Linked DNA regions of Homo sapiens: region 2 is linked to region 1. The links are chromatin contacts, found by Hi-C or POLR2A ChIA-PET in ENCODE. All regions are on one chromosome and are shown on one strand. Each heading gives the region's core, a stretch centred on a gene start or an enhancer-like site at or near the end of the contact. The rest is flanking DNA. Distances are from core to core; before and after follow the strand shown. Region 1 holds the start of TEX19 (testis expressed 19). Region 2 overlaps TBCD (tubulin folding cofactor D).

The links. A loop is a pair of places that touch in the nucleus more often than their neighbours do. ChIA-PET counts read pairs that join two places held with the same protein, here RNA polymerase II (POLR2A). Pooled maps may share reads with other maps.
Region 2: a map of posterior vena cava shows a loop between it and region 1 (2.9-fold over the local background). The contact joins the enhancer-like site here to the promoter of TEX19 in region 1. A Hi-C loop is called at or near these places in 56 of 168 maps with a recorded cell type or tissue (B cell, CD14-positive monocyte, CD4-positive, alpha-beta T cell and 35 more), 8 of 37 single-sample maps with no recorded cell type and 37 of 50 pooled maps. POLR2A ChIA-PET finds 5 or more read pairs at or near these places in 2 of 52 experiments (B cell and PC-3).

The regions. Positions count from the first base shown.
Region 1 is chr17:82,355,024-82,360,541 of GRCh38, forward strand. TEX19 (testis expressed 19) reads left to right here and starts at 4,224. Exons shown (of 2, transcript NM_207459.4): 1 at 4,224-4,262. RefSeq lists an enhancer at 866-1,801 and a silencer at 5,410-5,518.
Region 2 is chr17:82,785,290-82,790,472 of GRCh38, forward strand. The region is part of intron 7 of TBCD (tubulin folding cofactor D); the gene reads left to right. Among named protein-coding and RNA genes, the nearest start is that of TBCD, 36 kb to the left of the region's middle. RefSeq lists enhancers at 2,224-2,273, 4,504-5,005. Within about 2 kb of position 2,287, at least 6 of the 41 ENCODE cell types and tissues checked have a DNase peak (open chromatin) inside an H3K27ac peak, as active enhancers do; they include mammary epithelial cell, prostate gland and psoas muscle, where a contact is called at or near this core.

The DNA.
Region 1 (5,518 bases), core at 2,974-5,473:
GCTTCCACATGGCAGTGGCTTCTTGGTCCTTCAGAAGGATGGAGGCCACCAATGGGCCACGGAGCTGAGTAGGTGGACAAAGCAAATGAGCAGGAAGGGTGGGCTGGGAGTGAGGGGAGGGTGACTGTGGTCCCCTGGATAGTCTGTTGTAAAGAAGCCACCTCGGCTGGGCACGGTGGCTCATGCCTGTCATCCCAGCACTTTGGGAGGCCAAGGCGGGTGGATCACGAGGTCAAGAGATTGAGACCATCCTGGCCAACATGGTGAAACCCCATCTCTACTAAAAATACAAAAATCAGCTGGGCATGGTGACAGGCACCTGTAATCTCAGCTACTTGGGAGACTGAGGCAGGAGAATCACTTGAACCCGGGAGGTGGAGGTTGGCGTGAGCTGAGATCGCGCCATTGCACTCCAGCCTGGGCAACAAAAGTGAAAGTCCATCTCAAAAACAAACAAAAGAAACAGGCAGCTTCTCAGAACACATCTGTCCTCCATGTCCACGGGCGCATCCCACCCCTGGCCACCACCGTGTGGCTTTTCTCCGTGGAAGCAGAGGCCATGCATCACTCCCACAGGCAGCCTCTCTCTGACGAGCCTCAGTAGTAAATTCATGCAAGAAACAAAGAAAACTGCTCCTGTCCTTCTTCAGTGCTGTGCGGAGGAGCGAGAGGGAAAAGCCAACCATAACGCCATTGCATGTGCTGCTGAAATGCTTTGTGCAAACGTTGAGACTGGAGGTGAGGGCGGAACTTTGTAATATAAGAGCAGTAAGATAAATGTTGATTTTAAAATCCAAGTACTTGGACTTTGCTAGAATATTCCATAATCTTTTCCTGGTCTTGATTATTAAACAGTTTTCAAGAAAGTTCTATTTGGTGAGTCACCTGATGATCTAAACACACTTTTCTTTCTTGTTTGATTCCAGCTGGGTCACCTGCCAACAGAACCAAGCCCACTTGGGTTTTGGAGGCTTTGGGGGCTGGCTGGTTTCCCTGGGCATGATTGGTGACCTCAGGTCAGATTCCTGGACTTGCTGGGGATCCTGTGCCCAGGAAGGCACCAGCCCAGGAGGCTCTGAGCCTCAGCCAGGGATGCAGCAGGTTGGTAGCACCTTGGCAGCCATCCCGAGGACACAGGTAAGAAGCCAACAGAGAAGCAAGAATGTGTCTTATTAAAGCTGCTCCACTCCACAAGCATCTCTGGAATGTTCTCTGGGCCCCGGATCTGCGCGAGGCATTCTGGGTGAGACAGAGACGAAGCCGCTTGAGCTCGGAAGCCGGTGCTCAAAGAGCGTGACGTGGCCTCACCCCATTCCTCTGCAGGGCTCAGCTGGCACCTGCACCCCCGAGGTAGCTGGGGGCCCCTGAGCTTGGCCAGGCCCATCTGGCAGCCTTGTCCCTGCTTGTCCACCCCCTCTGGGTTGCGTTCAGCTTCCTGAGCTCCCCCTCTTCACCCGTTCCTAACACAAGAGCTTGTGCACCCCAGGATGGTGGGGATGGGGTTCTGGCTCGTGGGCAATCTGGGTGTCAGGCTTACGGCCCCAGTGGCTCCGGGTCATGGCCTTGGCCCCACAATGGCTGTGCTGCCCCATCAGTGGTCTCTGCAGCTGGGGAAATGCCTGGTCCTTCTGGAGATACAGGAGTGTTGGATTCCCCGATTATGGCCACGTCCTGTTCCTCTGGTACCATCCACCCACCAAGTCTTGCCACGGTTTCCCTCTGGGCCTCAAATCCAGCTGTCCATCCCAACATCTGTCTCAAGTGGCCTCTCCTGTACCCAGCTGCCCAGGAAGCGATCCAAAGGCTCCGTCCCAGGCTGCTGAGGTGACTGAGGACCTTGAGAGGGTCCTACACTCTCAGACCAGGGTGAGGCCGAGGCCCGAGAGGCAAGTCCCTGCCCAGGCCCTGGCTGGCCAGGACGCGCTGGCCACAGCTTCCCAGAGTGGACGCTGCCCTGCACCCGCCAACACTTCCCCGTCAGCTTCCCGGTCCCACACCGCTCCTGCTGGCAACGAGGTCGCAGCATATTAAATTCTCGACGCAACTACTGTGTGAAAAAGCCATGCAAACCAGCGAGGAGCCTGCTTACCACAGGGGCCCTCAGAGGGCTCTGCTGCTCCTCGGTCAAAACCTCCTTTAGGCAGTGACTCTGGCAGCTGCCGGCTGGGCTGTGTCCTGAGAACTGAGGCTGGGAGGGGCCAGGTGGGAGGGACCTCATCCTCCAGGCGCCCACTGGCCCAGCCCTGAGTGTTCACGACAGGTGCAGGGCTCCCTCCCCGGCCCCCTTCTGGCCAGGGCAGCCACAGCTCAGCCCCGAGGCCTTGAGTGGCCTTTTCAGAGAAAACCAGGACCTGGGGGCTCCTCCCGGGAGCCTCTGACCCCCAGACCCATAAACAGGCTTCTCTGTGGGGTCCCTCAACCACTACTTTCCTCTCACCTGAGGGGACCAGCCAGACAGCTCAGGCACCCGAGTCTTTAGGGAATGAGCTCACTGCCCTCTCCACCCACAGCAGGACACCTGGCAGCCAAAGCCCCACACCTGCCCCTATCCCAGGACTGGGACGAGGAAGCCCCAGGGTGAGGGGTGGCCCTGATCTGAGCCCTAACCTGGTGGGGGTGGCAGGCAGCCCCAGGTGTGTGGATGACCTGAGCCAGGCACAGACAGCTGCCAGGTGGGGAGGAGCAGAGGTCATGGGGATGTAGGGAAAGGGTTTGGGGGTTCCTCCCACAGGGCCACTGTGTGAGACAATTTGTCACTTTCTTACAAAACTAAACACACTCTGACCACAGCATCCAGCAATCTCACTCCTTAGAGTTTACCAAAATGAGTTGAGAACTTATGTCTACAGACACCTGCACATGAATATTTGTAGTAGCTTTATTCATAATTGCCCAAACCTGGGAGCAACCAAGATGTCTTTCCATAGGTGAATGGATAAATAAACCATGGTACATCCAGACAATGGAATACCATTCAGTGTTAAAAAATAAGTGAGCTGGCCATGCAAGGTGGCTCACGTCTGTAATCCCAGCACTGTGGGAGGCAGAGGCAGGCGGATCACTTGAGCCCAAGTGTTTGATACCAGTGTGGGCAACATGGTGAGGCCCTGTCTCACAAAAAATACAAAACTTATCGGGGTGTGCACCAGCACCTGTAGTCCCAGCTATTTGGGAGGCTGAGGTGAGAAAATCACAGGAGCCCAGGAGGTTGAGGCTGTAGTAGCTGTGATTTCACCAGTGCATTCCAGCCTGGGTGACAGAGCAAGACTCTGTCTCAAAAAAAAAAAAAAAAAAAAAAAGAAGTGAACTATCAAACCACAAAAGACATGGAAGAACCAAAGTGCGTATTACTAAAAAAGAAGTTGAAAAGGCTACATAATGTATGAGTCCAGCTCTGTGACATTTTGGAAAAGGCAAAATTAAGGAGACAGTCAAAAGATTCCTGGTTGCCAGGGGCTGGGAGAGGGAGTGATGAAAATGCAGAACACAGATGAATCGGGGCGGAGAAACCCGTCTGTACAATATTAGAGTGGTGGGTCTGCATGATTATACATGTGTCCAAACCTGCAGAATGCACAGCACCGGAGGAAAGCATAATGGAAACTGCAGAGGGCGATGATGATAATAACAACGTGTAACAAATGGCTGGGACGGGAGGACTGGGGAAGGCTGTGCACCTGCAGGAGCAGGGGAGCGGTGGGAGAGCTCCATGCTTTTGGCTCAATTTTGCTATGAACCTAAAACTGCTGTAAAAAATAGAGTCTACTGAAAAAACAAGTGTTAATTTATAAGCGTCTTGTTTAAAGAGCGAAGAGATGAACCACAAAGGGGAAAATGTGTTTAAACAATAACTAATTGACAATTGGCTGGTTCTTAAAATTCAGAGAACTTTAAGACAGAGACAGCAAAGCAGGGATCACGTTTTACAAACGCGGCAGGACCAGGACGTCGTGCCCACGACGGGCCAGCAACCACAGGCTGGATGCTCACCCTGTGCCAGCCTGCAGACGGAGAGCACCCACCCCAATCTCCAGCCCCCAGAGGAGCTGCCTCTCCAGGGCCTTCCTGCAGGTGCCCAGGGGCTGCACATGGCCCTCCTTGGAGGGAGCTGGTGACTCAGCACTTTCATTTCCTGGAAACTGAGGCTCATGGGAGATATGCAGATGAGCCCAGAGCACCATGGGAAATGGCCCTTTATATACCCAAATGGGCTCTGCCTCCTCCTTTCCCTGGGTGCCCACATGAACAGAGACACCAGGATGGTGAGATCTCCCGAGGAGGGGTCTCTGAGGAGGGGTCTCGGAGACACGGCCTGGTGCTGGGTGAGGGGTTGGGAGGCTGAAGCGGGGCCAGGATTCCTCAGGTTCCCTCAGTTTCCCTCAAATTTCCCTCAGTTTCCCTCAGGTTCCCTAAGGTTCTCCAAGTTCCCTCAAATTTCCCTCAGTTTCCCTCAGGTTCCCTCAGTTTCCCTCAAGTTTCCCTCAGTTTCCCTCAGGTTCCCTCAGTTTCCCTCAGGTTCCCTCAGTTTCCCTCAAGTTTCCCTCAGTTTCCCTCAGGTTCCCTCAGTTTCCCTCAAGTTTCCCTCAGGTTCCCCCAGTTTCCCTCAAGTTTCCCTCAGCTTCCCTCAGGTTCCCCCAGTTTCCCTCAGGTTCCCTCAGTTTCCCTCAAGTTTCCCTCAGTTTCCCCCAGTTTCCCTCAAATTTCCCTCAGTTTCCCTCAGGTTCCCTCAGTTTCCCCCAGCTTCCCTCAGGTTCCCTCAGTTTCCCTCAAGTTCCCCTCAGTTTCCCCCAGTTTCCCTCAGGTTCCCCCAGTTTCCCTCAAGTTCCCCTCAGGTTCCCCCAGTTTCCCTCAAGTTTCCCTCGGGTTCCCCCAGTTTCCCTCAGGTTCCCCCAGTTTCCCTCAGTTTCCCTCAAGTTTCCCTCAGGTTCCCCCAGTTTCCCTCAGGTTCCCTCAGTTTCCCTCAAGTTTCCCTCAGGTTCCCCCAGTTTCCCTCAGGTTCCCTCAGGTTCCCCCAGTTTCCCCCAGGTTCCCCCAGTTTCCCCCAGTTTCCCTCAAGTTTCCCTCAGGTTCCCCCAGTTTCCCTCAGGTTCCCTCAGTTTCCCTCAAGTTTCCCTCAGGTTCCCCCAGTTTCCCTCAGGTTCCCTCAGTTTCCCTCAGGTTCCCCCAGTTTCCCCCAGGTTCCCCCAGTTTCCCCCAGTTTCCCTCAAGTTTCCCTCAGGTTCCCCCAGTTTCCCTCAGGTTCCCTCAGGTTCCCCCAGTTTCCCCCAGTTTCCCTCAGGTTCCCCCAGTTTCCCTCAGGTTCCCTCAGTTTCCCTCAGGTTCCCCCAGTTTCCCTCAGTTTCCCCCAGTTTCCCTCAAGTTTCCCTCAGGTTCCCCCAGTTTCCCTCAGGTTCCCTCAGTTTCCCTCAGGTTCCCCCAGTTTCCCTCAGGTTCCCTCAAGTTTCCCTCAGGTTCCCCCAGTTTCCCTCAGGTTCCCTCAGGTTCCCTCAGTTTCCCTCAGGTTCCCCCAGTTTCCCTC
Region 2 (5,183 bases), core at 1,037-3,536, 430 kb after region 1:
TGGACCCGACCCATCGCAGCGGGAGGGGGGTCCATGCTGTGTGACTGGGACCACTGGATCCCACCCATCGCAGCGGGAGGGGGGTCCATGCTGTGTGACTGGGACCACTGGACCCGACCCATCGCAGCGGGAGGGGGGTCCATGCTGTGTGACTGGGACCACTGGACCCGACCCATCGCAGCGGGAGGGGGGTCCATGCTGTGTGACTGGGACCACTGGATCCCACCCATCGCAGCGGGAGGGGCGTCCATGCTGTGTGACTGGGACCACTGGACCCGACCCATCGCAGCGGGAGGGGGGTCCATGCTGTGTGACTGGGACCACTGGACCCGACCCATCGCAGCGGGAGGGGGGTCCATGCTGTGTGACTGGGACCACTGGATCCCACCCATCGCAGCGGGAGGGGGGTCCATGATGTGTGACTGGGACCACTGGATCCCGTCCATCGCAGCGGGAGGGGGGTCCATGCTGTGTGACTGGGACCACTGGATCCCGCCCATCGCAGCGGGAGGGGGGTCCATGCTGTGTGACTGGGACCACTGGACCCGACCCATCGCAGCGGGAGGGGGGTCCATGCTGTGTGACTGGGACCACTGGACCCGACCCATCGCAGTGGGAGGGGGTCCATGCTGTGACTGGGACCACCTGGCCTGAGGTTGGACTGGTGAAATGACAATGTTGGCACCTACATGTGTGTCAGGATCCATGTGGATATGTCCCGCACACCTGCTTCTTGGAATATTGTGTAAGCAGCTCTTCAGCTTCACGGCCTTCATGATCGTGTTCTGGGTGGGGAAGAATTAACCAGCCTACCAGCCCGTGGGGCCAAAGCAGTGTCCTTATAATCATCTGCACCTGGAACCAGGTGGCGATCCCACCGTAGAACCTGTGGCTCACAGGATCTGAGGTGGCTTCGAGGGCTTCTCTGCCCTCTAGGATTCCCTCATCCTTAGAAATTTAACCTTAATGAAATCCCTAATAAAACTCAGTGCTGTGGGGGAAAAACATCTCAGGTCAGGGGAGCAAATGGGAGGTCTAACAGGATGTGACCAGAGCTGGTTGTCTCCAATGGCTCTGCCCCGAGTGTGGTGCCTCTGCAGGGGAGGCCGTTAGCCCTGCCCCGAGTGTGGGTGCTGCTTTGGGAGGGGAGGCAAATTTGATCTCTGTCCGGTCTCTTAACGGGCTTCTAGGGGTCTCCTGCAGCTCTCGTCAGCCTGGCCTGGGAGCCTCCCCTCCTCTGCCGTCCCCACCCCATGCTGTTGGGTCAGCAGGATATCCCAGCCTTGGGGCTGGAGCCAGCTGTGGCTGCCCAGGGACTTGCAGGCAGGTGAGGCGTGCCACCTTCTGGCCAGGCTGGCTGTGGGAGAGGCAGCCTCCTGGTGAGGGGCTGTGGGCCACTGCGTTCAGGCTGCCTTGGAGGGCTCCACGGTGTCCCCTGGGTGCAGGGCTCCGAGTCCTTCTCGGCTTGGGAGGGTCTTGTGGCCACATGTGTCTAGTTCTGCAGTTTCTTTGTTGTGGGTTCGGTTCTTTACTTTTTTTTTTTTTTTTTTTGATGATCTTGTTGGTTTTCTCTAGATTGTTCCCAAGTTTTCTGTTCTTCCATCCCAAGTGGGAGACACGTGTTGCACAGCCTGCATTTGGAATACCCAGAGGGTGGGTGGGCGGGACGGCTCGCTGCCCCATTCCCCTCCTAGCTGCTGGGACAGGTGGGAATTCCTGTAGCAAAGTCAAACCAGCCAGGAGTGGGGAAGTGCTTTTTATTTTGACATCTCCAAGTTCCACGTTGAGGTGGAGAGACATTCGTTTTTCCCCTTCCTCCCGAGGTGTAAAACGGTCTTCTCAAAGGCTTAGGAGAGCCGAGCCCTGTGCCACCCCCCGGCATATGCTGGCAAAGAGTGAGGCGTGCTGTCCTGCCGTTTAGGGCAGAGCACCCAGGCGGTTTGGCAGCAGCACCTCAGAACTATTCAGAGATTTGCCCTCAGCAAGAGTGAGCAATTGTCTGACGCAGCCGGCTGAAATCCCTGGGAAGGGAATGAATGAAACTGCCGTGAAGCAACGCCTGGCGGGGCCGGGCTTCTGGCAGCTCCTGGGGCCAGCACGTCCCTTCCAGAGCGTCTGAAGCCCTGGGCGGCTGCTGGAGCATCTCGAGTCTTTCCAGAGTCATGTGTGTTGTTTCCTTCTGTCTCTTGGAAGGGTCCGTTTGGTCTGATCCAGGTTGCCTCAGCAGGAGGAAGTCGTGCTGGGTGCTGAGCGGGTGGGAGGTTTCACCTTGGGCTTGGCAGAGCTGCAGGCAGAGGCCGGGCGCCTGCTGTACATGATGAAACTTGCAGGTGGATTCTGCTTAGGGTTTCATCTGTTTCCTTTGATGCACTTGGCTTCATTGTCATCCACCTGTTCATTACTGTGGGCGAAACAGGTGAACTCTCAACAAGTACCATCGAAACCAGGATTTGATCTTCATTTCCCTCGAAGCGTAGTTCCCTTGCAGTGAGGGTTTTTAACTCCTGTGGGAGGGAAGCAAGTGTTTGGCAATGTAATTTCCCTGGAAGGCCCCTGTACTTCAGCTTTAAAAACACGCTTTGGTTTAGTCCCAATTTAAGCATTAAGATTAATGCAAATTGAGGAAATTCAAGGAAGGAGAAAAACACATTAAAAATGGAAAATGGGCTGGGCACAGTGGCTCATGCCGGTAATCCCAGCGCTTTGGGAGGCCGAGGCAGGTGGATCACTTGAGGCCAGGAGTTTGATACCAGCCTGGCCAACATGGTGAAACCCTGTCTCTACTAAAAATACAAAAAATTAGTTGGGCATGGTGGTGCGCGCCTGTAATCCCAGCTACTTGGGAGGCTGAGGCAGGAAAATCGCTTGAACCCGGGAGGTGGAGGTTGCAGTGAGCCGACATGGCGCCACTGCATTCCAGCCTGGGCAACAGAGCAAGACTCCATCTAAAAAAAAATTTACAAAAAGGAAAATGGCTGTCATTTCATGTGTGACTCTGCTTGCTGATTGATAGTTGTGCTCTCTTGGTTTCTAGTGCTCTGATTGGAAGATTGTCGACTGTGTGGAGTGGGTTTCTCCCTGTGTGTTCTCACAATGGCTGGGAGGCGGCGGCGGGGCTGGGGGACTCGGACTGCGAGACGGGGCTGTTGACTATGAAAGTGGTAATAGGATGCTCTTCCCCTTATCGGCTGTTAGGCTCGAGTCTCCCCTTTGCAGTGCGGTTTCTTTTTATTTTTATCATTGACAAAAGCACAACTCTTGTTAAAGGATAAAATAGTCACACACAACAGCATTAAAAACCAAGAAAGCCAAAGAACGCTGGCACTGTCAGCCTCACTCCCAGCTCCCGCTCGGCCCTTGTGAAGAGAGGTGCTGAAGCCACTCTGCTTTTTTATAGTTAATAAAAGCAGCCAGGTCCCCAAGTAGGAGTGGTTGTGGCCAAGAGTGTGTGGGCCGGGAACCAGGGCTTGAGCTGCTGTGAGCTGTGCCCAGGCCCTTTGCTGACTCCGTCTCTCCTGTGACCTGAGGCCAGGGTGAGCACCAGCGCCCGCCCCACCTGGGAGGGAAGCAGCAGACCTCTCACCGCAGAGGCTGGTGTGAGGCTAATTAGCACAGTCAGTCTTTGAAGATGAAAGAAGACAGCTGATTATCTAAAACATTTCACATTTAGGCTTTGATTTCTCTTCAGATTTGGGGAACAGCACCCTACTGTTTCATTTAGGGTTCAGTGTGGCCAGAGGAAGATGACCCACGTGGTCCTTTTTAGTTGTAGTGCTCTCTTGGGGCAAGGTTTTGGATGGAGAAAATAGGACAAGAGCAGTTTGAATGTGGGTACTTTCCAGAGATCATGCTCCTGTAGCATTTGGGTGAAACGAGGTACCCCAGGCCACGCTGGTTCGGTCTCCTCGTGGCGTTAAGGAAAGACCTGGAGCAGCCAGCTCCTAACACTCATTTCCCATCACTCAGCATTTTATGTGGGGCGGGCACAGTGCCGTGAGTCTTACAGAAACCTGCATGGTGAGCCGCACGCCTTTGAGTCCCCATCAGCCCTGGCCCATCCCTGCTGAGGTGGCGCGACCTGCTCACAGACGTGTGCTCACAGGCAGCCCGTCGCGGGGTCATGTGCTAGACGGGGAGGGGGCTTGGCGGGTCACCAGCCTCACCCCGCTCAGTTCTTAGATGAGGAAGAGACAGGCAGAGAGCTGGGCTGGGCTGCTGCTGAGTGGGCTAGAGCTGGGTCTCAGTGGCCCCTGCCCCAGTCGTCCTGACCTGTGGCCCCTGTGCAGGTTGGGGTGCCCCTGCCCTCTCCCCTGCCCCGCCCTCACCTGGCTCACAGACCCGTGATGCCTCACTGCCCACGCAGTCACCTTAGAGGCACCTTCCCTCTAAGGCAGATGTCCCTCAGGCTTTGGTCCTGGCTGTTGATATCTCAGCTCTGATTCACCCTTGACCTTTATTACCTGATTTCTGTCCTTGGTTCTCGAGCCCTCCTTCTGTGGACCCGTTGGGTACACGTGTGACACTTCAGAACCCGCAAGTCCCAGGTCACACCTGTTGTACCATCACTTTCCCCTCCTGGCCTGTTTACCCGGGAGCCCAGCAACAAATGGGAGCTTCTGTGCTGCTGTCCGTGCATACGGCCCAGGAGCCGGGCTCATCCCCGAGACGCCGTGTTCCCTCCCGCTGTCCGCTCACACCTGCCTGTGTGGACGTGGCTCTGACATGTCTCCTTCCTGGTTCATTGCTCATCTGTTCTCATGTGGCTGCGCCGCCACCCTGTCCTGGGGGTCCTTGTCCCAGCACGTGGCTCTGTGCTTCACGTCATCCTGAGTCTGTCCCGCTCTGCCGCCTGGTCCAGGTGGGAGCCATTTCCTTCTGTGAAGTGTTCCCTCTGGAGGCCCTGGGCTCCCCGACTACCCTCCCGCCTCTCCTGTGGCTGTCGGCTGCAGTAAAGGTGCTGGTGGAGGGTGTGAGCCATCCATTCATAGAGTGCCAGACTCTGTCCCATGCTGCCTCTGTGCCCTTGATCCTGGCAGCACACCTGCTGTCCTGTGGCCTGCGTAAAGGGTGGCCTCGGAAGCCTGTGGCCTGGGTAAAGCGTGGCCTCGGAAGCTTGTGGCCTGGGTAGTGGGTGGCCTCATCTTGGCCTCGGAAGCAGGAGGGCTCAGGCTGTGGCCCACGCC